4 separate regions of the Homo sapiens genome follow, and regions 2, 3 and 4 are each linked to region 1. A link is a contact called in ENCODE Hi-C data. All regions are on one chromosome and are shown on one strand. The core of a region is the stretch at or near the end of the contact, and the rest is flanking DNA. Distances in the headings are between cores, read along the strand shown. Region 1 holds the start of FGFR1OP2 (FGFR1 oncogene partner 2). Region 2 holds the start of PPFIBP1 (PPFIB scaffold protein 1). Region 3 has its middle 32 kb from the start of BHLHE41. Region 4 overlaps PPFIBP1 (PPFIB scaffold protein 1).

Region 1 (4,965 bases), core at 871-3,370:
CACTTTGAAATATGTCTGGCACATGTAAAGTGCTCAATAATTGTTAGCTGTTATTATTACTGGCCCCAATTAAATATCCATTATATATTAATCCCAAAGGGCAGCGTTATGTACCACATTTTTAAGTAATAAACACACAGTCATTATCTATAGCAAATTCATATAAAAATTCATTTATGCAGTTAAGTACATCCCCAAAATCATGATTTTGTTTGTACTTCACACTCACCAGCTTTTTGAAAGGAAATATATCATACATTATTCTACAATATTCCATGGAAGATTCTACTGAGCAAGTCCACAATGATTTAGATATGGGGGCCAAAGGAATGATTCCTTGGGTTCTATTCTTCACCAGCATATCAAACTCGACATGCTGCCTGCAAGATTCTGCCATATAAGGGCAGTGATCCACAACAAACACTGTTTTATGAGATTCAGAAAAAATCTTCATTTTGTTTTAACCTGTAAGGGGAAAAACATATTAGCCAAATATTTGTACATAACATCTTACATTTTTTCTAATTTTCTCAAGAAGATTGTCTTTCCCTCAAGAAGACTTGGTAGGGAACATGAATAATATGTTCAAAGAAATCTGTCCGACAAAGGACAGTTTAATGAGGTCATGACCAGAAAGCAAGGGTATCAATACACCATATTAGGCTGTCACTCTACCAGGCCCAGACAAAAATACCAGTGCATGCATTTTTGGTTTTGCTTTTAAAATGAACTTAAAATTGTCAGAGGGAAACATTTTGACATTTAATTGTATTTGATTCCCTTACATATACGAAACATAAGTGACAAAGACTCTTGAAATACAACTTTATGATCCTTGCTAATTGACATTAGTCACATATAAACCCCAAGCCAGCATTTTTGCACTTCCCTCCAAGAAAAACGTTTGAAGGGGGACTGGCGGGTAGGGGTGCGGAATTAACAGGAAAGAGGAGTGACAGCAAAAGAAAAGGCCAAAACAAAGATAAACATCTCCTAAGATAACCGCACATCAGGTCTTCGCCTTAGGATAAGGACCCCAACTTCACACTCTCCCCTTAGCTTTTGAAACATCACAGTAATTTACCAGGTAGAGCAGAAAAACTTAGTTGTTACCATCACACTGGTGTGTAGAAGGAAATTTAAAACTTTTAAAACTTTTTCTTATTAAAACAGAGCATACGGTACTCCCCTGCTTCGCTAACAAAATCTTATACTGAATAGACAATCCACATTCGAAAAGCACATGGCAAGCAAAGCCAAAGTGTTAAATCAAAACGAACTGATTTCTTACGATCCAGCTATTTTCACCTCTTGCTTTCAAGACGCATCTCCCCTTCATGCAAAACTCTCTTTGAGAAACCTTCTAGACCCACTTTGCTGGAGGGTGGGGGGTGGAAAATACAAGGTGAGTGGATAGGGAAGACCTCAGGATCGAGGTTCGCTTACTTTCGTGCCTGGTCCTGCAGTGAAAACGAACAGAGGCTATGGACCACAGCCTCTCTGGAAAAGGCTGCTGGCTGGGCGGGGAGAGTCAGCGCACAGTCGGGAGTGTCTGGTGCCACAGACAGGGGACTATGCTTTCCCCGATCATCTCCTAGCACACCGGTCCTTCCCAGGCTTCCTAAGAGCAGGAGCGCGCGTGCGCGTGCACACACACACACGCACTCGGGCTCGCGCGTGCGCACAGCGCTCTCCGATAGCCCGGCCAAGCCTCCCTTCCCCCTCGTAGGGCCAGGCGTCCCAGTCGCCGAACAGGAAGAGGGCGGGGCCAAGGAGGAAAAAAAAAGCCTCCACCCCTCGAGATTTTCCACCCGCTAATTTTCCCAGTCACCCATTGGGAAGCAGGATCTGGGCGACCTGAAAGCCTCCCCAACAGCGAAGTACCAACCACGGCCCCCTAAGCGTACGACCCACCCACCCGGTCTCCCCTTCTCTGTCTCTCCACCCAGGCCGGTTTCCCCTGGAAAAACTCGCGAGACTTTGCGAGAGGCCGAGCGAAAGCCTGGGAAGGGAGGAATAGGGAGGGACATAGAAGGGCCCCGCCCTGCCTTCTGGGGCAAAGCGGAGAGTGGTCGGTTCTGCCCCACAGTAACGCGAGGAAAGAAATCTCGCGAGGCTGGAGTTCTCCGGGAGCGCCGGTCGGAGGCGGTCGGCGGAGGTGTCTACCCCGCCGGTGATGGCGTTGAACGCCACTGGCTTCCCGGCCTTCCGTCCGCTGCCTCCGTCCGATTCTGCGTCTGCTTGCTGAGGAGGCGGATTAGGGGGGCGCGGAGTCTCTTCCCTTGAGTGCATAGGTCCCGGTTGGTAGAGGGTTTGAGTCCGCATCGCCACAGCTGAAGGCTGCGAGGGACTAAGAGCAGAGTAAGTGGACTAAATCCAGGGACGGGAGCAGGGGTGGGCGAGTCGGAGGCGTCCTTTGCCGGGGCAGTCCTTCGCCGGGGCCGGTGCCTTGCGCCTCTTGAACCACCGGCGCCCGGCCCTGTCCGCTTCCCGCCGCGGGCTCCCTGCTCCTGGGAGCCGGACTTCCTCTCCGCGCCCCCCGACTCCGAGCTCCTCTTAATGGAGATGCGGTGCGGAAAGTTCAATGAAAAGCCTTGGCTCTAACCCTGTGGACACACCTTCCGTATCTGCTTTCATCCTGCCTTACCCACCTGCGAGTTCACCACCGGACGGGGGACCCTTTCAGTCACCTGTTTGCAGCGTTTAATGAAGATAACTTGTTTCTTGAAACTGCTCTCCAAGGGGTATTACTCTTTTCTGGTTCTCTTCCTGCCTTTCTTCTCTATCCCATCTCTGATAATGGTTCCAGTATCTGTCCTGCTATCCGAACTAGAAAACCAGGAATCATCATTGGTTCTTCATTTCCACTTAACACTGCACTGTATTATTTTTTTTTTCGCCAGAATTAGTGCGGTTGCCCCCTCTGCCCCCCGCCCTCCACTGGTTTCCCTACTATAATCCTTCCATAGAGTTATTCTGAAATACATATTTATCTCTGTCCTTTCCTTAAACTTTTTAGTAACCGTATTGCTGACAGCATCAAATCCTAATTGTTAAGCACATCATCATTCAGGATCTTTTACAGTCTGCCCCAATCCATTTTACCTTTTAGTCCTGCTTTAATATCCTACCATACAAGACTATACTGGCTATTTCCCCAAACATGCCATGCGCTTTGACAGCTCTGTACTTTTGTACGTGCGGATGTCTAGGATGTTTACTGTTCCTCTATTTTACCACCTGTCAAAACCCAATTCATAAATCATTGTCTTCTCAGACTCCCCCAGGTGACATTGATACCGCTGTGCTCCCAACGCATTTGAAACTTTTCTTCTGCAGTATTTATTAGGTTGTATTATTTGTTTCTGTCTCTCCTGCCAATTTGAACCTGGGTCTGTCTGGAATCATGTCTTACTCATCTCTGAGAAAAAGTCCAGTACTTGGCACATAGCAAGCATTATTTATATATACATATGTATGTTTATTGAAATGGAATAGTTCTAAGGAATTCACCGTAAGAGTTCTTCATCCTTTAAAATCATAGAATTTTGGGCCAGAAGGAACTCTGTACATTAGCTTAAAGGTCCCGACCTATTTTGATTATGAGAAACCCTGTACTTCTAATACACATGCAATTGGACTTTTAGTAATTGTTGGTTGAAATTATGTATAATGACAGAAAACTACTATGCTTTTAAATGATTTTGTATTTTATTTTTACAGTATCTATTTATATTTGAGAAATGGAGCAGAAATGTTTTAGACTACAGACAGTGCTTGGAGTATGTGCATTCAGGCAACTCTTCTACTGACTCCTTAGCCTGTAGGTTAGAAATAACTGGTTTAGATTAGGTTAGTTCCTTCTTGAACTGTCACAACTCTTTGAACATATGTATGTGAAACTTATATTCAGCCACAATTCTAAGGGAACGTGTAATTTTAAAAAAATCCTCCAGTGTCATTACTTCCAAAATCTTTCTTCCAAGTTTAAAAATTAATTTTCTTCAGAAAGTGTCTTTATACAGTTCCAAACATGTATTCATTCCACTATTTTCAAGGACAGTGAAAATTTTCTTTGCTTTCACATACAGCGATGTGCCTTTATAAATGCTTATTTTTATATGTAATTTATATGCGTTCTTTCTTGCATTCATAAGATTATAAGTTTATATGAAAACCATAACTATACCTTTTGGTTTTTTTATTTCCATATGGGTCAGTTCATATTATGTACTAATTAATATTAGAGACACATACCTGAACATGAAAAAATTTAAACTAGATTGTTGACATTTAAAGACAGATCTGTGGTGTATCAGTAGCCACAATATTTCTGTGTAGATGTAGTGGTAGGAGTAGTGGATTTGCAGATAAGGGAAACAGAAGTGTCCAATCAGTAAACATTCATTGATCTTACAATTAATGTGATGCCTAATTAAAATGGTTGCTAGGCTTTTATTAATTACCTAGAAAATATTTGAAATTTTTTTCGTCTTTAATTTCTCTTACATTTCATTTATATTCCTATTTATTTTCTGAGGTTGGCTTGAAAATTTTGACTTGAATTTCCTTAAATTTTTCTTAACCAAAATCTAAAAGTAAACAGCTGGCAGTTGCTGTCTTGGGTGGGTGGTGGTTTCTCTTTTATCAGCAGCAGAATGTTCTAAGCCTTCTGCCAGGAGTCTGACTGCAAAAGTCTTTGGGTGGTAAAGTGGGCGAGAATGTGACTAATGCAGAAAAGAAAAAAAAATTTTTTAACTTGCTAAAAAAAAAAAGAGATTCACCTGTAATTTGGACCCGCCTATAGAAAATAATGTAAGTAAGTGTATTATGGCCAGTTAAGGTAGGCACTATAAAAATAGGCCGAAAAGTTTAGAATATTCCTTTTTTACTGTAGTCTGTTTTTTAAAATTTGAAACTTGTTAGAGAGTTTGGAAAACAGTCTTCTTCCTCCCACTCCACTTC
Region 2 (5,738 bases), core at 1,714-4,213, 590 kb after region 1:
GGCGACTTCCTGTTTTTCTATCCTGCCATCTCTGTGGGGGTGGGACATTCCCTCCCCCATCTCCTGTGGCTGGCTGTAGTTTTGGAAAAATGTGAGCCTGGCTGCAGCCGTCCTGACTAGGGCTGGAGGAATGGCTGGTAGCCACCCAGCCTCCGTTTGAAGGCATCTGGGAGCAAGGCAGGCAACAGACACTGATGGACAAGTTGTGTCCCTGACTGTGGGACAGGGAAGGGTCAGTAGTTAATTAAGAGACAGGTGAAGTAGTTGGTCCAGAAGTGATCTGAGGAAGTTAAGGGTGTTGAACGAACGGTGGGTAGGGGTGTGGGAGAACAGAAGGGCTCTGGCCCTTCTGGCATAAAAAGAGAGAAAGAGAGAGGAAAAAAAGAACAAGAAGAAACAGTTAAAGTTTTTGTCTGAGAGATTATTTGGGGATAGACTGCATTTAAAGAATGGAAGAGAATAGAAATGATACAATGATCTATTTTCTCATGCCCTATATTTTTATTGAGCCTTTTCCTTGAATTGGGTATAAGGAATATAAAGAGGTCCTATAAGCAAGATGCTTGCTCTTCAGAGTTTGGGAAGGCAGGAAAGGCATTTAACTGGACATGTATAACCACATGTTTACACATCTGTACAATCTCAATCCTTATAACAACCTTTAACATAGGTATTGTCAGCCCTATTTTAAAGAGGAGGTAACTGAGATTCGGGATGGATGTTTTAGTGACTTGCCCAAAGTTACCCAATAGCTAAGTGGCAGAGCCAGGCCAAGAACCTTGAGTCCTTTTCTCTGTCCACTGTAACACACAGCTAAGTCTTGGCAGAGGACAAGGACTTTAATTTAATTAGGCTTTGAGAGAAGGGTGGGACTTAACCCACAGAGGAGTGGGGATTTCGGTTAGGCTGAAAGGTGAGAACGAAGCAGGGATCTGTGAGTAGACCTGTTTGACTACAGAGAGGGTTTCCTGGGAGCGAAGTGGGAGATAAGCTGGGAAAGGTAAGAAGCAGGATAAGAGAGAGTTTTAAATGGCTAGATAAGAATTGCAGGGAAAGGGGGACCTGATTTAGAGGGGAAGATGTTGATGACAAAACCAAACATTTTAGAAAACTCATCGGTAGTGAGTGGTACAGAGAAATAATTAGAACTGGGGGAAACTGGAGTCAGAAATTCAAGTCAGGAGTTTGGAATACTGCAGGTCTGACAAGCAACAAGATGGTAATTATATAAAGTAGGTCTGTGAGAGCAGTGGCCCAAGCCTGTGGATTTCTTGTAGCATTCTATTGTTTGAAAAAGTATAAATTATGGACACTCAATACTTGAGATATAGAAAGAAAATCAATGGCTTTGGAGTCAAATAGACCTCGGTTTCAATCCAAGTTCTAGCTGATTTGGAGAAATTTACTTACATAACTTTGCTGAGCCTTTGATTCCTTACGTTAAAATAGGGCTAGTAACACTCAATTTACAGGATGATTGAGAAGATTAAACAAGACACAATGCTGGATTCTGTGCATCCCTCTACAATTTTTGGCAGATCGGTAAATGTATGGCATGTCATCAATCAAAAAACAATGAGGCCTGGTGTGGTGGCTCACGCCTGTAATCCCAGCAGTTTGGGAGGCCGAAGAGGGTGGATCACCTGAGGTCAGGATTTCGAGACCAGTCTGGCCAATATGGCGGAAACCCCGTCTCTACTGAAAATACAAAAATCAGCCGGGTGTGGTGGTGGGCGCCTGTAGTCTCAGCTACTCGGAGGCTGAGGCAGTAGAATCACTTGAACCCAGGAGAAGGAGGTTGCAGTGAGCCAGATCATGCCACTGCACTCCAGCCTGGGTGGCAGAGTGACCTGTTTAAAAAAAGAAGAAAAAAAAGAGAAAGTTATTAATTCACTATATTTTTAGAAGATGGTGGGTTATATGCTACCTATATCTCATACAAATAAAGCTGCTTTTCACCATTCAGGTCTGCCTGTAAGCAGCATCTGCCTTGAAAGAACCATTTTCTGAGAATCTTTTTCTTCTGTCAGCCAAGGGGATTATACCGCATGATATCTGTCAAGGATAAACGTTAGTTAATTCTTAATTGAGAGCTCAGCCACTACAATTGGTTCCATTCTACAGTAATTATTCTCATGTGGTTTGTGGAACTCAATTGTGAGGTCCCTCCTTCCTCCACCCTTTTCAGTGTGTGCATTGAAACAGCAGCCTTAAGGTCTTTAAACGGGGAAATACATTTTTCTTGCTTCAGAGATTCAATTTTACTTGCCCGAGAAGCTTGTGTGGTGTGATTTTCATCGCTAAAAGCAACAGCAGCCACATGGCTGACAACACCACCACTTAACAATTCAAAGCTCGGTCACCGTTTTCAGGAGTCTCTTCCAAATCTTTCTGAAGTGCTTTTGAAGTTCTACATTCCCCGTCTAAGGGAACACCCAGCAGTCCCAGGATAAAAGGGCAGAAGGGTGAGCTGACGTTTTCCTTTATTTGCATGGCTTAAAGCTAGCCATTTTCTACACCACGCGCCGCCGGGCTTGTACATGCCCGTGTGCCTGTGACACCGAGGCAATTGTTTCTCCTTAAAAAGGGGGTTCGCGTGGGTTAGTTTCGTTTCTGATCTGGAATCTCAGTAACTACAACAAGAAAAGTTTAAAACTCGACCCGCCAGGTTCTTCCCCATCGGATTATCTCCGTTCCTTAGAGATAGCAGGAAGGGCAGCATTTTCTTCCATCCACCCACTTCCAGCCCTAGTCTGGCTCAGCGAGGAATGCATAAAATTAGTGGACTCCTCTGAGTGACGTTCCCCGGCTCCAATCAGCGGGCGCGCAGGCGCCCCCGGCCCCGCCCCACTGCTGACTCTCTTTGGCTGATTCCTGCAGGGAGGGAGGAGAGAAGGGCGGCAGTGGGAGGGGGAGGTACCTGGAACTGGGAGTGATGTCAGCTCCCAGCTCGGTGCCTGCCCGGATTCCTGACATGGTGTAGTGCAGGCAGGGTGGGGAAAGGACGGGGAAGGACTCGTGTGCTGCGAGCTGGCGGCCGGGCCGGAGTGCTGGGGCTTTGAACTCCGAGAGGAGGTGGACCAGAACTTTTGGAACTAGTGCCGGCGGCTCTCCACCCCCCAGGTAAGGGCGTTTTGCTCCACTCCCAGACGGGAGGGAAGTGGCACCGTTGTGTGGCTGCAGCTGGCTGTTGCAGCTGCTCCTCCTCTTCCCCGGGTCGATTTCCTTGTGCAACTCACTCCTGTTTCCCAATGGGAACGGGCACTTTTTGGGGGTGGTGGGGGTGGAGGGGTAGGGCTTAACTCCTGGGGCTTGGACCGAGCTTGTACGTGAAGAATACTCCAGGATTGGACGTTTAGGTCTTGTCTGTATCCTTAGACCCCCACACCCTAGGCTCCCGGTAATACCTGAGAACCCCAACCAGAGGGGCGTGTGTGTCTCTCTGTCTGTGTGTATTGAGGCATTTAAAAATGCCACAAAAAATTATGGATCATCGACTCAAAAATTATGCTCGTTGAAAAGAAAAAAAAAGTTTTGTATTTTTTTGTCTCCTTGTGGCCTATTATATATTAAAAGAATATCAATGTTAGTCTTATATATCAATGTAAAATATCCTTTTGTGTAATCCAGTCAGGATGTGAGAAATTCACTTGGGGTGTTTATTAATTATGAGCTTGCGGGAAAACTCGTCTCTTGGGGGCACACTTCTAAAACTGCAACTAGTATTCACTCATTTTAACCGAGAAATCCCTTCAGCTGCCAGCTTTATATCTGGAGAGGTTAGGATGGCTGCTGAGAATCTTCAGATCTGTTTCCTGTGGCTGCTTGAGGGGCGAGCTGGTAGTTGTGTTTTCAGGGATCTTTTTTAGAGAAGGGAGTTTTAACAGGGAAACGCGGTGGAAGGCGTGGCATATAAACTCTTAATTATAGGGACGTGAAGTTTTCAACATGTGGGACCAAAACAAATCCTTGCTTTCAGTAAGAACTGCGGAGAGCAATAGAAAAAGAACTTGATTTCAAAGTCCAAGTTTGGTATTTTGAGAAAGCAATTGCGGGAGGAAAAAGATACTTTTAAGAAGTGAAAGAATAGAATTCTGATTTTTGTTTATTTCCTATTTCAAACCCTGTCTTTTTCCTATGTGGAGATTTTGTGTGCCCAGGTCACTAACTGGGTGTGATTGACTTTCTCGAGGGGGCGGGGAAATTGACTCCATACACCGATTCAGGACCCTCTCATCAGTGCTTTAAGGCTCTCTTTTGGAGCAGGAAGGAAAAAAAAAAAAAAAAAAAAAAAGTAAGCGCTGAGACTCCTGAGTCAAGTTTCCCCTTTCCTTCACCGAAGTTCCTCCTCAGCAGTGAGGATCCTACTGTTGCCAGGTCTGGAGGAAATGGGAGTGGACTTCATTGTGAGTCAAAATCCGTATCCCAGGCCCCTGAAGGGAAAAGGCATTTCCAGGAGATGGAGAAAGAAAGAAGCCACAACAGTAGGTCTAGTAAACCCAAGTCAGGAAAAGGGATAGAGGACTATAGATGGGGTTCTCTATCTTTCTAGCCAAATGATCATTAGGTTTCAGAACTAGAAAGAAGTGTTTGGTTGTGCTGTTGTTTATGACATACCTGGGTCTGTATTGTTGTTAGTTCCTGAAAAAATTAAATAGAGTGGATAAAATAGCAGGCTTTTTGAGAAAGGAAAATTCGCTTTATTGGAAAGACAACATTTTAATTTTGGTTTGTATTTTGGCTTAAGACACAGAAATTGCAAATGGCTCTGCAATAATGGTGAACAAGTCTTTTCTATTTATGTTCTATGGGGAGTACATAAAACATACTGTATTTTCCAGTGTACTTTTTCAGTAGGATAGAGCTGTGGAGTGGAGTTCCTGTGGGCTAATGTGAACTCACGGTAGTGTTCCTTGGCTGATAGTGTTCCAACTGCATTTGTAATACCAAAAGATGGGGCTGCAAAAGCCAGACGGTTCAGTAAAGAAGAGTATCTTTAGGATGTTATCCTTATGTGCCAAATTCAGATTTACACTTTCTTTCCAAGAAACTAGTCCTAGTTTAGGGACTTGAATATACCAAAACTCTAAATTTGATTCACAGTTTGAATAATAGCAGTAATTTTACATACTTAATTTAAACCAATATTTCTCTTTCTCAGTCCATGTTTATGAGGCAGATATGGTGTAGGAAAACACGGAATACTTAAAAGATGTTTGAGTTATTGAGAAAGGTAGGATCAGTTTTTGGTTAAATTCCTGTGACCAACAACTGTCATATTTCCAAGAGCAACTTTAAAAATTAAGGTCGGCCAGGCTTGGTGGCTCACACCTGTAATCCAAGCACTTTAGGAGGCTGAGGCACGCAGATCACCTGAGGTCAGGAGTTGGAGACCAGCCTGGCTAACATGGTGAAACCCCATTTCTACTAAAAATACAAAAAAATTGCCGGGTGTGGTGGTGGGCACCTGTAATCTCAGCTACTTGGGAGGCTGAGGCAGGAGAATCGCTTGAACCCAGGAGGCGGAGGTTGCAGTGAGCTGAGATCTCGTTATTGCACTCCAGCCTGGGCGACTAGAGCAAAACTCCATCTCAAAAATAAATAAATAAAATAAAAATTAAGGTCATCTGGCCTTAATGGATAAATGTTGATTTGAAATCCAGGACACACTGAAGTTCCAGATCAATAGTGCCTAATTTCAAGGGCATCACTGACATTTTTTTGGGAACAAGTTCACC
Region 3 (5,175 bases), core at 336-2,835, 780 kb before region 1:
ATTGTTAATATGAATCTTCTGGAGTGTTTTCTGTTTGTGTATGATCAGAATGCAGATTAAGGGGCAGAGAGGTCTAGGGCAGAGTAGAATTGGGCCCAGTAACATGGTGCCACATCAGATCCTGGACCAGAATTATATGAGAAAGTAGTGGGGTTTGGGCCCAGGGTTTGAGGGATGGTGATGGTAGTGTATGGTGAGGAAGCTGGGCATGACAGTGTAATGACAGAGAAAACAATCTGTGGAGCTCAGGATAGATTAATTTTTATAATGGGAAACTGTATTAGGAGTGATATCTAGATCTCTATCAGACTACTAGAGGACATCTATTCTTTATTGAATATCGACTTTTTAGGGGAAAAAAAGCAAAACCATGTTCTATGAATATCAAATGAGAAGAACTTGTCAGTTGGCTGCTTTTAAAGTTACAACTAGTGTATTCGTGGTATACAGAAAGGCCATTGGGTAACACCTCTTTCTTCTTAAATTGGGTAAATGAAATAATAGTGAATCACAAGTTAAAGTTACTTGTCCAGACTAATCAGGGAAAGGTGAATTAGAAGATGAGAGGGTGAAAATTAAAGAAGAAACAATTACCAACACAGAAAGGAGGGCCGCAGATGACAAAGATGGGAGCACGTATCTGAAAATGGAAGGGGATGGTGTTGTGGACAGAGGAAAAGAGCGAAAGATCATCAAACCTTCAACAACATAAAAGTGACCCTCACGTTACCCTTAAATGGTAATGGCACACAACCTGAAAGCCTCAAAAGCAATAGGTATATTAACATTTAAAAAAGAGTCTTTAGGCACCTCAGTAATAGACTGATGACCACTGGTTGGTTTTGTTAATATGTGTGTAGGCCAGAGAGTAATTTGGCGGAAAGAGGAAGAGTTAATCTGAAAGAGGAAATTTGAAGTTAGAAGAACATGAAGGCAAATCATTCATGATAAATGTGAAGGAAAGAGCAAGATTTAATAATGAATCAGGGGGACAAAAAATAGAGCTAACATTAATGGCCACTTATTGCACATGAAGCCCACTTTGCTAAGCTTTTCCCAGGTACCATTGCATTGTTACCACAGCAACCTGTGCGGTGAGCCCTGTTGTTAGCCCCAGTGAACAGGGCAAGTCAGAAGTTTCCTTGTGATAGAGCTGGCAGGTAGAGGATCTGAGTTCTGAATCTCACCTCTCTCAGACAAAAGCTCCTGTGTGTAACCATTCAGCTGAAGTGCTTGCTCAAAGGGCTGAGAAAAGATGATGAAGAAGATTGGGAGGGGATTGAGAAAGAAAAGTTCAAAGAACTTTGATGGTAAAGAATCTTAGAATGAAAGTAAGACATGACAAAGAACAAAAGGAAGAAAGCATATCTAAAGGAGTAAGAAAATTAATATTTTTTGGCCACCTTATGTGATTAAGATGCACAAATATAATCTCCTTTAGTTCACACCAGAACTCCGTGAAGTAGACATGACTTCCGTTTACACAGATGAGGAGATACAAGTTCAGAGAAGTCACCGTTAATCACGTAGCTCACAAATACCAGAGCCAGGATTAGAACCGCTGTCTGCAGCGTTAGAAAGCCCACAGTATTTTCATTCGAACTTGGGAAAGGAAGTGCTAAGCCTGGGTGTGAGGGAGCAGAGATGGCATCTACCTCGAATGGTGGGGTAAAGATGCAAATAAAGCATGACTAGAAAGACAAAAAGGGGAAATGAGAAAGGGAGGACCACAGAGTGATAATTAGCCTCACACCACCTGTTTTTGCTTTGGCTGAAGAGGTCCCTCATCAAGGCTGAGTAACAAACAAAGCAACCGAGTAGCTCAGAAAGGCCCGCGGATTCTTCCACTGGTCATCGCCTGGAATGTTCACTGACAGTGAAACGTGATGTGGAGAAACCCCTGACAATGACAAGAAAGATTCCAGACAATTGACACATTGCTGACTGCGACGGAAGTTTCATAGAAAATGATTTTTAGAAGGGACAAATATAGAGAGCAGCTCAGGAAGACACACTCTGTAAAGGTGGTTGGCAGGAAGTACGGTTGCTGTAGAGGACACAGCGAGACATAGCTGGACGTGAAAAACAACCCTGTGAGGCTTATAGCATAGGTTTGTGTATCACCCTTTTGCATATGAGGAAACTGGCCCGTAGCATTTGAGGACTTGCCTGTGGTGCCTGAGTTTTAGAATCCAGGTGTCTGACTCCAAATCTAGTGTGTGGAACACTGTACCATTTTCATTTAAACAAATACATTTCTAATGGTAAATTTGAGGTATCATGTATTGGGGGAAAAGGTTTAGAGCAGGGATCTTTACTTTGTTCTATACAGGTAGCTCTTTTCAGATGTTTTTTCATGTTTAGTAAAAACAACTCTGGTCTCCAGATGAATGGCATTCAGCTCCGTCTTGTTAGTGCTGTTTTGTTTGTGGTAGGGTTTTCCGGGTGCAGATTCATAGCACCTTAACTTTGTATTGGCTAATAATTAACAAAAGCGGCTGCTGACTTCACTAAGTGATTGCAGATTTTACTGCAAGTTCTTTTGTTTGCAACTGTCTAGGATACAATGATCATGTGGAAGGCAGTTCTTTGATGGCTAATTCTATACCATTAATAAAGTAAACTGACTACTGGGAAATACATTCTCATTCTTGGACCCTGGAGTCTTGGTTTTATACATAAGCATTTCTGAGTAAATTGGAGTGAATTAACTTTGGTCCATTTAAATTGGGTCAACTCATCCTCAGGCCTACAAAAATTCACACTGGATATACTGTACTCACAATTATCAATGCCACACTGACACTCTCAGGATGTTCAGATGACTAAATTTTGCTTCTTTTAAAAAAAAATCTGGGAGAATTCTCACACATACCCAGACTTTTGCGCTAGGCTGAAAACACTAGAAATAATGGTCAAGGTGACTTTGAAGTTCCTGTTAATTGTGTCTAGACACTTCATGGCTATATTCTATACCCCTGCTTCATTCTGCTCTGACAAAATTAATATTTCCCAGCTTTTGATTAGATTTAAGTGACTCAGTGATACTATGGCAACCCTAAACTATGGGACAAAAATCAATGTCTTGACCATTATATGGCCTCTTTATGAAGAAATCAGCTATTTCTTGGTTCCAGATGGGCAATGTGCTCATTTCTCCTTTTAACATTTTATTTAGGATTCAAAGTATTTTTATAGGGAAAACCCCACAAATCTCATTATCTACCTTATGACCTGTGGTAAAGTAATCATAAAGAAGCAATTACTTTTGTCTTTTTTTTTTCCTTAGATTACCAAATCCAAGGCAACTAGAAATGGCGAATAGGTTTTGTTTTAGGAGGCAGAAAATATGTTGATTTTAATTATTTCAAAAGACACAAGTAGGATATTAATTCATGTAGCTTGATGTGATGATCTTAAATGCTAACTCCTATGCATTGTTCAGCTCTTTCCCACTTCATCATGTATTTTTCTTTTTTTCTGTTTTTCCTTTTTCCTTCCTTCTTTCTTTCTTTTCCTCCCTCCCATCCTTCCTTCCTTTCTTTTCTTTCTCTGTCTTCCTTTCCTCCTCCCTTCTTTCCTTTTCCTTTCTTTCTGATTCATTTGAATTTGTGAATCCTTACTTCCCACTATGGGCATTTCCTCCCCATAATATGTCAGCGTAGGGGCCTAGCCTGCCCAAGTTCTGTAAACAGACTCAACCTTCCTAGCCACATCCATCTCCCCAGACAACAACCTGGTAGGAACTGAGAAGGCTTGACTGCTTGGTCATGGCACCTCAGGCTCTGAGTGACGGGAACTCCTACCACCTGCATTACAGGATCTGCAGGAAGTCCCTCTGATTTTGCTGGTCGACTCTGAATAGTCTGCAGCAATTCTTTTGAAAACCAGAAGAGGCAGATGAGTCCTGGCTGGGGAAGGCTGGGTAGAGGGTTGCTGCACACACACAGCTGAGGTGCCTCAGGGCAGGGCTGCTCCTGCAGCAGACCCCTGGAACCCCTTTTAGCTTTGTGTCTAAGAGTCTCTGGCTTGCCAGCTGCACACAGTGGTTCCTTTAAAGCAAGGTGTTGTGAGTCTCAGCTGAATGCTAGTACAAGGTTGGCCTCATACCATGGGCAGGACATTGGCTACCTGCTCTTGCCAGTAGAGCCCATTGTGTGGTCAAGCTCAGAAGCACAGAGGAGGAGATCTGGGGTCAGGATACCTTCCAATGCGACTGACAGCAGCAGAGACAGCTGGTCAGGAGCTAGGTTAGGCCATGCTCTCCTTTGCCCTGTTGCTTTTCATTAAGACTCCTCATGGGCACAGCAGCCATGTGACCAGCTCTGGGGTCAGGAAAGGGACCTCTGCCCATGGCTGGAGCCTGGCTCTACTCAGCCCTGGCCAGGCTGGATGGGGAGAGGAGGTGGAGCTGCCTGGAGTGCAGAACCAGCCATGGGTTGTGACAGATTGACAGAGGGTGAAGGGCTGAGAGGTGTGACCCTGCTGGGACATGTCCTGGGCAGAAGAAGGGGTCATCTAAGGCCACAGAGGGGCCCCAAGGCAAACTCTCTGCCCAGCAAATTAATTTAGTCATGCAGGCAGGAGTTTGGTTAATACCCTAGAAACAATGGTGGGAAAAACGAGTAAACTGGAACAGGCAGGGAAGATGCCTAGGCAGCATGACCAGACTAAAGATTGGCCACCAGAAGAACATCAGGAGAGCCCATAGTGTCCTGGAGGTCTGGAAAGATGGGTTGTGTGCACTCAGATGAAGATCCCACAGGTGGGGCAGGTAGAACAGTGCAAGGGGGATGCCCCACTGAGCCATCACTGATTCTGTCTTTCTGGATGATGGCAGAAGCTGTTCCAGGGTGGCTCATGTTTTAAGAAGTAGAATTCAATCTGCACCCATTCATGAGAATGGTTATGTTTTCAAAGGCAGAAGGGCTGATGTGTGAATGCAGGAATAGGTATGATTTTTTAATATTCGTCTCCAGAGGACAGAATCCCAAATGGAAGCAGGACCTACAAAGAGGCAGATGTTGGCTGAATGAAAAAAAATAAAAATAAAAACAAAAAGCCCACCTCTAGCATTCGAGCGGCAGCAAATGCTCCCTGAGTGGCATCCTGAGTACCAAGCCCAGTGCCTGGGAGACAGTATCCATTCATTGAATGGGTAAATGAATGGATGGC
Region 4 (5,418 bases), core at 283-2,782, 610 kb after region 1:
GATGGGTGTATTGGCCCTAAAAAGGACGTCTGGGTGGAGCAATATAGTGTCTACTATACTGTCCCAAAGAATCTAACCCTTTGAGAAAGAAACAAGTGGGTAGCGCCAAATGCCCGGCATATGGCAAGTCCCTTTATATGGAAAGTTAGAAAGTCTGGATCCCTTAGCAAAACTGAGGGAAGAGATTATAACTGCTTTGTGAACTATTAAATAAACAGATCTCCAGCCTCTTGGAAGTTTATGAGATCCTTGGATAATATGTACACCTGATTACGGTGTAACAGGGCTTAGCCTCTATATTTGTGAAATGACTGACCCATAATTGAATAATTTTCCCCAAGCATGAATTACTGCACGTTCAGAATATTCATCCTATGTGTATATAAATGCAGTTGAATGGGTCGCCGTAACAAAAGGCAAGCAAGTGAGTGAGGCACACAAACTCAGACTTAGAACCTTCCAGGGGGCCCTGGGGATGGAAGGCAAATATAGGAGGTTATAGCTTTGGTTCCTGAATCACCTTATGTGATATTTTAGTCATAGTCGAGGATAATGATTTAGGAGTTAAATTGCCAAAGGATAAGTCAATATGCTTTGGCGGGGGTAGGGAAGAATCAATTTTCTGGCATTTCCGAAAGCCAGTTGCACTGAACAAATGTCTAAAACTGGCATGGTTTGTTGTATAAGTGGGATGAGTAGACAAAGCCAAAGTTATACCTAATCTCTTTCCCAACTGCAGATTAAGTCATATCTGTAAAAGGCAACATGGTTTTTCTTCTGCATTTTCTGCCTTCTAGTAAGTGAAGGAGGCAATGGGTTGTGCTCCTCCATCATCTGAGTAGTTTGAGTGTATTTTGGGGACTGGAGGTGGGGAAGCCTGATGACTTCGTCGTGGCATAGAGCAAAGGTGATCGGGGGTGTGTGTTCAGACCATGGACTTCGCTTCCCAGTGAGCCCCCTGGACTCTGTGTATTCTTTGCCTTTATCTGCATTGCCACCTGGAAGCTCCGTAATGTCAAGTCCTGGAAGATATTACTAACCTGTTTCCATTATGGGTGTAGTAGAAATATAAGTAGGTCACTGTTCCTAATTCAGAAACTGAAGAGAGTCAAGCTGCCATGGTGACAGGTTCTGTATAAAAACACCCACCTCTGAACCTCTTGGAGAGATGTGATGATTTGGTCATTGGATGTGAAGGGGATAATCTGCCAGCTGGTTTATTGCATTGGCTAGAAATAGGAGATGCAGAAACTAAAAAGCTCTCAAGAAGTCATCAGATGAGAAGGAAATTAATGTAGCATAGTGATTCTGCTGTAGAGGAAAGGCTAAAGGTGAGACTCTTGAATATGTGCACCATTTCTTCTGCAGCTCTTGACTTGGATGATCCTTCTCAGTGTGATCCCACGAGTGTTTGGTGATGATCTGATAGTAGAAAGGGCAGAGCGATTTAACTTTGTGCACATCTTCCTCTGACTTCTCCATCTTTCTAACATGCCTGTACGTGTGCCTTTATCATTGGCATTCTGGAGTTAGGGACATGACCTTTTCTACAGTCCGGATGAGGAATCTCCAACTATGACTTTTCATTGTGACTCACGTCTGCAAAGAATGAATAAAGAAGAATTTGTTGGCCAGGAAGTGTGTACTATGCAGAGAGAAATAATTGTTGTTGGGAAAGAAACTTTTGAAGAACCAGAATTAAAAAAAAAAAAAAAAGAAGAATGAAGGAAGTCTATCAAGAAAAGGAAGAACCAGAAGTGATCTGCAGGGTGTTGCCTGGAGATATGGGAAATAAATCAAGAACAGAGAAATGGGAAAAGATAAAATAAAAAACATTGCCGGTTAGGACCAGCTGGGGTCCTAGGAAAGTGGCAGTTCCAGCGGGGCTTGGAAAGCTACTGAACCACTCACTTATGCACACACAACTGCCCCGCCCTCTCCCCTTCTTTGGCCCCCATTCACCTGGTGTAGGAGGGTCTGACACCCTCACCAGGGAGAGTGCTATTTGGCTGTTTTGAAGGCGAGACCTTGAAGCGTGGGAGAGCTTCGCCTCTTTCGTAAGCTGATGTTGCGTAACCTCCCGGAGAGTCAGGACCTAGTGGTTAAGGACACAGGCTTTGAAGCCAGGCAGATAGGGTGTGACTTAAATGCTGGACCTCAGAAAAATGGCTTATTGTGAAGGGTTTAATGGAGCATAATGAAGTAAGTGCTCAAAACTGTTGTTAATATATGCCAAGAGTTATAACTAAATTTGTAAAAAGCACCTTCTTATACTCTCAGGCAAACTTTGAACCCGAGCTCGGCTTCAACAGGGAGCTGGACTCTATCAGTGGCCCCATGGGGGAGCTGGGCAGTAATCCAAGGCTCCGGGTGGGGTGTTTGAAGCAGCTGCAGATCCTCGTGAAGGGCTCTGGGTGCCCATACATTGTCCCTATGGAGTTTCTGTACTTAAAGCCCCTGATTTTTTTTGTAAGCTGCTCCAGCTGGGATGTCTGCACACTCACACATGTTAACCTAGAATGGATTCAGGAACTATTTTAACATTTACATGGATAATGGGTTGCTTTGTTAAGTCATATGTAAATTTTTATTTAGCTCCTAACCATCTCCTGTACACAAGACACTGGACTCACAGGAGTGCAAAATGCAATGGTGTTAGGGGTTTGTATGGATATGTTATTCGTGCTTTATGACAACTCAGAGAGAGGTAGGTAATATTACCAGTTTTACAGAGATTAAATAACTTGCCCGAGATCAAACAGAGATTATACCTTACTACATGGACTCTGTGCCACCGCGAATTGTAAGACACATTCCAATATTGGAGATGTTAAATTAACCTTTAAAATTAACGAAATGTGGTAAGTCACAGAGCCTCGATTCTACCCCATACTTGGCTGATTTCAAAGTTTGTGGTTTTTTCCCTCATCACATGTAAGGGCTTGCAATCCTGTCTTAACTGGTGAACATAAAACAAACACAAATAAGAGGACAATTAACATTTGTAAGACTTGAAAGGGTGGCATTAATAATAATAATAATGGTTGGTGTTTATCACTCACTTACTCTGTGGCAGTGCTTTCATGTGCTTTGTTTGGGGGTGGGCACTAATTTTATATATATATATATTTTTTTTTTTTTAACAAACGTGAAAACTGAGATAGGTACTCTTATTCCCATCTTCTAAAGAGAAAACTGAAACAAAGATTAGTTATGTGACCTTGGGAGATCTTCTCCAAGATCACATAGCTTGTAGTAAAAGTCAATCTGCACCATGGTAGTTAAGAGTTCAAGTTTACTTATAACCACGACAGACCTGGTTTGAGTTCCAGAAGAGTGTGATCTGATAGACAGGTGCTCAGTGCTCCAGGAGCACCTAACCCAGCCTTGTGGGGGTCTGCAGGCACTCCCAAAGTGGACGGCACCTAAACTGAGAAGGCAGTGTCCATCTCTCTATCGCAGGCCACCGTGCTGCTAAAAATAATCATGGTTGCCCTATGTTACTGACCTCCACTAGTACTACGAAGGTCTAAACCTGGCATTAGCTAGTAGGAACTGGCTTTATTTATAGTTTACATCCTTTCCACTTCCCAAGAGCAACAGAGGAGGTTTAAAAGGAACATTGTAAATTAGACAGTTGCTGAGAACCAGAATGATGGCTACATAAAAGGTCTTGGAAATCCAAAAAAATAGAAAAAAAATTATTTGATGTTCCATTGTGTAATGTAAGTCTCTGGAGATGAACAGCTGGGTATTCTTCCTACAACTTTTAGGCTACGGCGTGTAGTCTCCGGTGCCAAGAGAGCTCACACACTGGCCAGCCAAAGTCTCTGTAACAACTCAATCACTTGGCTTTTCATGTTCGTCTTAATTCTTTTTACAGAATTAATGATTTTTATTTTGAGTTAACATATTGCTAAAGGATGTGAAGATTGTGTGTCAAGCTGGCATCTTGAAATAAAACAGTATGTTTACAAATGGATAGATATCCTGTCATTAAAAATAAATTTTGACAGACTGTGGTTCATAAGGAGACCCATATTAGAAGACACCGAAAGAGCCTTCAGAACATCAAATCATAATTGCTGAGTAGCAGACTGCGTTCCAGGTCCGTGTCTGCCCCTTCAAGAACATCTGACCCCTAGTTTCCTCATCTTTAAAACAAGGGGGATGGGTTAGATATTCCCAGATTTCTTGAGCTCTAAAATTTGTTTGACTCAAACATTTCTAATGAATTCTCACACAGCGTTTGTTCTGACTAATTCATCAGGGTGCCTGCCTAACAGTAAATGTTGAATTTGTTTATCTCCGAGTTCTGTTGTCAATGAATTGAAATGGGTGTTATATTTTAAATTCTGATTGTCCACTGATTGCATGTCAAAGAGAATGTATTGCGGGCATTTCTCCTGCATGTCTTTGGAATAGAGAAATTTATTGTTAATGAAGAGAATTGAACCGCTATCAGGTTAGGGGTCAAGAAACCTTTTGGCTGCAGTAATCCCAGACAGTCGACTCCAGAGCCACCGGCCAGCCAAGTTGTCTTGAACTGCAGTCAGGAACGCTGACACTGGATCAAAAGGCAACTGTTTTGGTTAGTTTGAGAGAGGTTCTGCTGCAATGGAACTTTGAGGGTGGGACTAAGGAGAAGGCAGGGCTGAGGATGGGAGAGAAAAATTGTACTCACTGTTATGTACCAGAGGTGGAATTCTAGTTGTGATTCCAAATCGATGTTTCTCAGGGAGAAAAAGCTCTTCTCTTTTTCTCTGGTTCAAGACCATCTGACAACTCGGAACATAACTCATTTGATAACTCTGAACTTAAGTTAAAGAAAACATTATTCAATGATACTTGTTAAAGCATGGAACAAAGGATCATTGCTACAGGGCTTTGCAGTGGGGGAGAGAGATTGCGTTCGATTCTGAATATTGCATGGACAAGTGGGCATTTATAGCCAAGGAGCAGGGTGGGAGTCAGTGGATGGAAAAATACTAAGAGGAATGTTGGGGTAAGGGGGATTCTGGCTAAATTAACCTAACAGGATTCTTGCTGAAGATAGGCCAGGGTGATCGGACACCTGGGGGATGGTGGAGGATGAGGAGACTGATCAGATACCGAGAGTGGGAGGTTCTTGCTAAACTGACTTAGCAGGGTTCTTTGCTAAACTTGGATTTTACAAGGAAGTGCACGCAGAGGCCTAGGAGAAGATTTATGAGCCTGACTAAAGTTTGGCCAGAAAAAGAATCTTTGCTACATAACTCATTTGATAACTGAACTTAACTCATTGCCAGATGACCCCATATACTGCCCAGGCTGGGGATAGAGGGTGACTGAAAATAAAGACGAACTCAAGCTTACGATGACATGAAGAGAGTGAAACTACAAGTCTGATCTCTCCCCAGGCCCTCAACAATGCCACCA

Evidence for each region. A loop is a pair of places that touch in the nucleus more often than their neighbours do. Pooled maps may share reads with other maps.
Region 2: a loop to region 1 is called in a map of B cell, with 12 times the contacts of the local background. The contact joins the promoter of PPFIBP1 here to the promoter of FGFR1OP2 in region 1. A Hi-C loop is called at or near these places in 5 of 168 maps with a recorded cell type or tissue (B cell, CD8-positive, alpha-beta T cell, gastrocnemius medialis and 1 more), 4 of 37 single-sample maps with no recorded cell type and 14 of 50 pooled maps.
Region 3: a loop to region 1 is called in a map with no recorded cell type, with 9 times the contacts of the local background. The contact joins the enhancer-like site here to the promoter of FGFR1OP2 in region 1. A Hi-C loop is called at or near these places in 8 of 37 single-sample maps with no recorded cell type and 5 of 50 pooled maps.
Region 4: a pooled map shows a loop between it and region 1 (2.9-fold over the local background). The contact joins the enhancer-like site here to the promoter of FGFR1OP2 in region 1. A Hi-C loop is called at or near these places in 2 of 37 single-sample maps with no recorded cell type and 3 of 50 pooled maps.

Annotation. Positions count from the first base shown.
Region 1 is chr12:26,936,350-26,941,314 of GRCh38, forward strand. FGFR1OP2 (FGFR1 oncogene partner 2) reads left to right here and starts at 2,121. Exons shown (of 7, transcript NM_015633.3): 1 at 2,121-2,361. INTS13 (integrator complex subunit 13) reads right to left here and starts at 1,632. Exons shown (of 17, transcript NM_018164.3): 1 at 1,447-1,632; 2 at 230-465. The coding sequence starts at 454. RefSeq lists enhancers at 1,937-2,446, 2,175-2,224, 2,447-2,955 and a silencer at 2,485-2,554.
Region 2 is chr12:27,521,243-27,526,980 of GRCh38, forward strand. PPFIBP1 (PPFIB scaffold protein 1) reads left to right here and starts at 2,964. Exons shown (of 30, transcript NM_003622.4): 1 at 2,964-3,123. RefSeq lists enhancers at 1,781-2,382, 2,280-2,739, 2,986-3,586.
Region 3 is chr12:26,154,731-26,159,905 of GRCh38, forward strand. It overlaps a transcript of SSPN not described here. Among named protein-coding and RNA genes, the nearest start is that of BHLHE41, 32 kb to the left of the region's middle. Within about 2 kb of position 1,586, at least 5 of the 41 ENCODE cell types and tissues checked have a DNase peak (open chromatin) inside an H3K27ac peak, as active enhancers do.
Region 4 is chr12:27,547,864-27,553,281 of GRCh38, forward strand. The region is part of intron 1 of PPFIBP1 (PPFIB scaffold protein 1); the gene reads left to right. Among named protein-coding and RNA genes, the nearest start is that of PPFIBP1, 26 kb to the left of the region's middle. RefSeq lists an enhancer at 946-2,145. Within about 2 kb of position 1,533, at least 33 of the 41 ENCODE cell types and tissues checked have a DNase peak (open chromatin) inside an H3K27ac peak, as active enhancers do.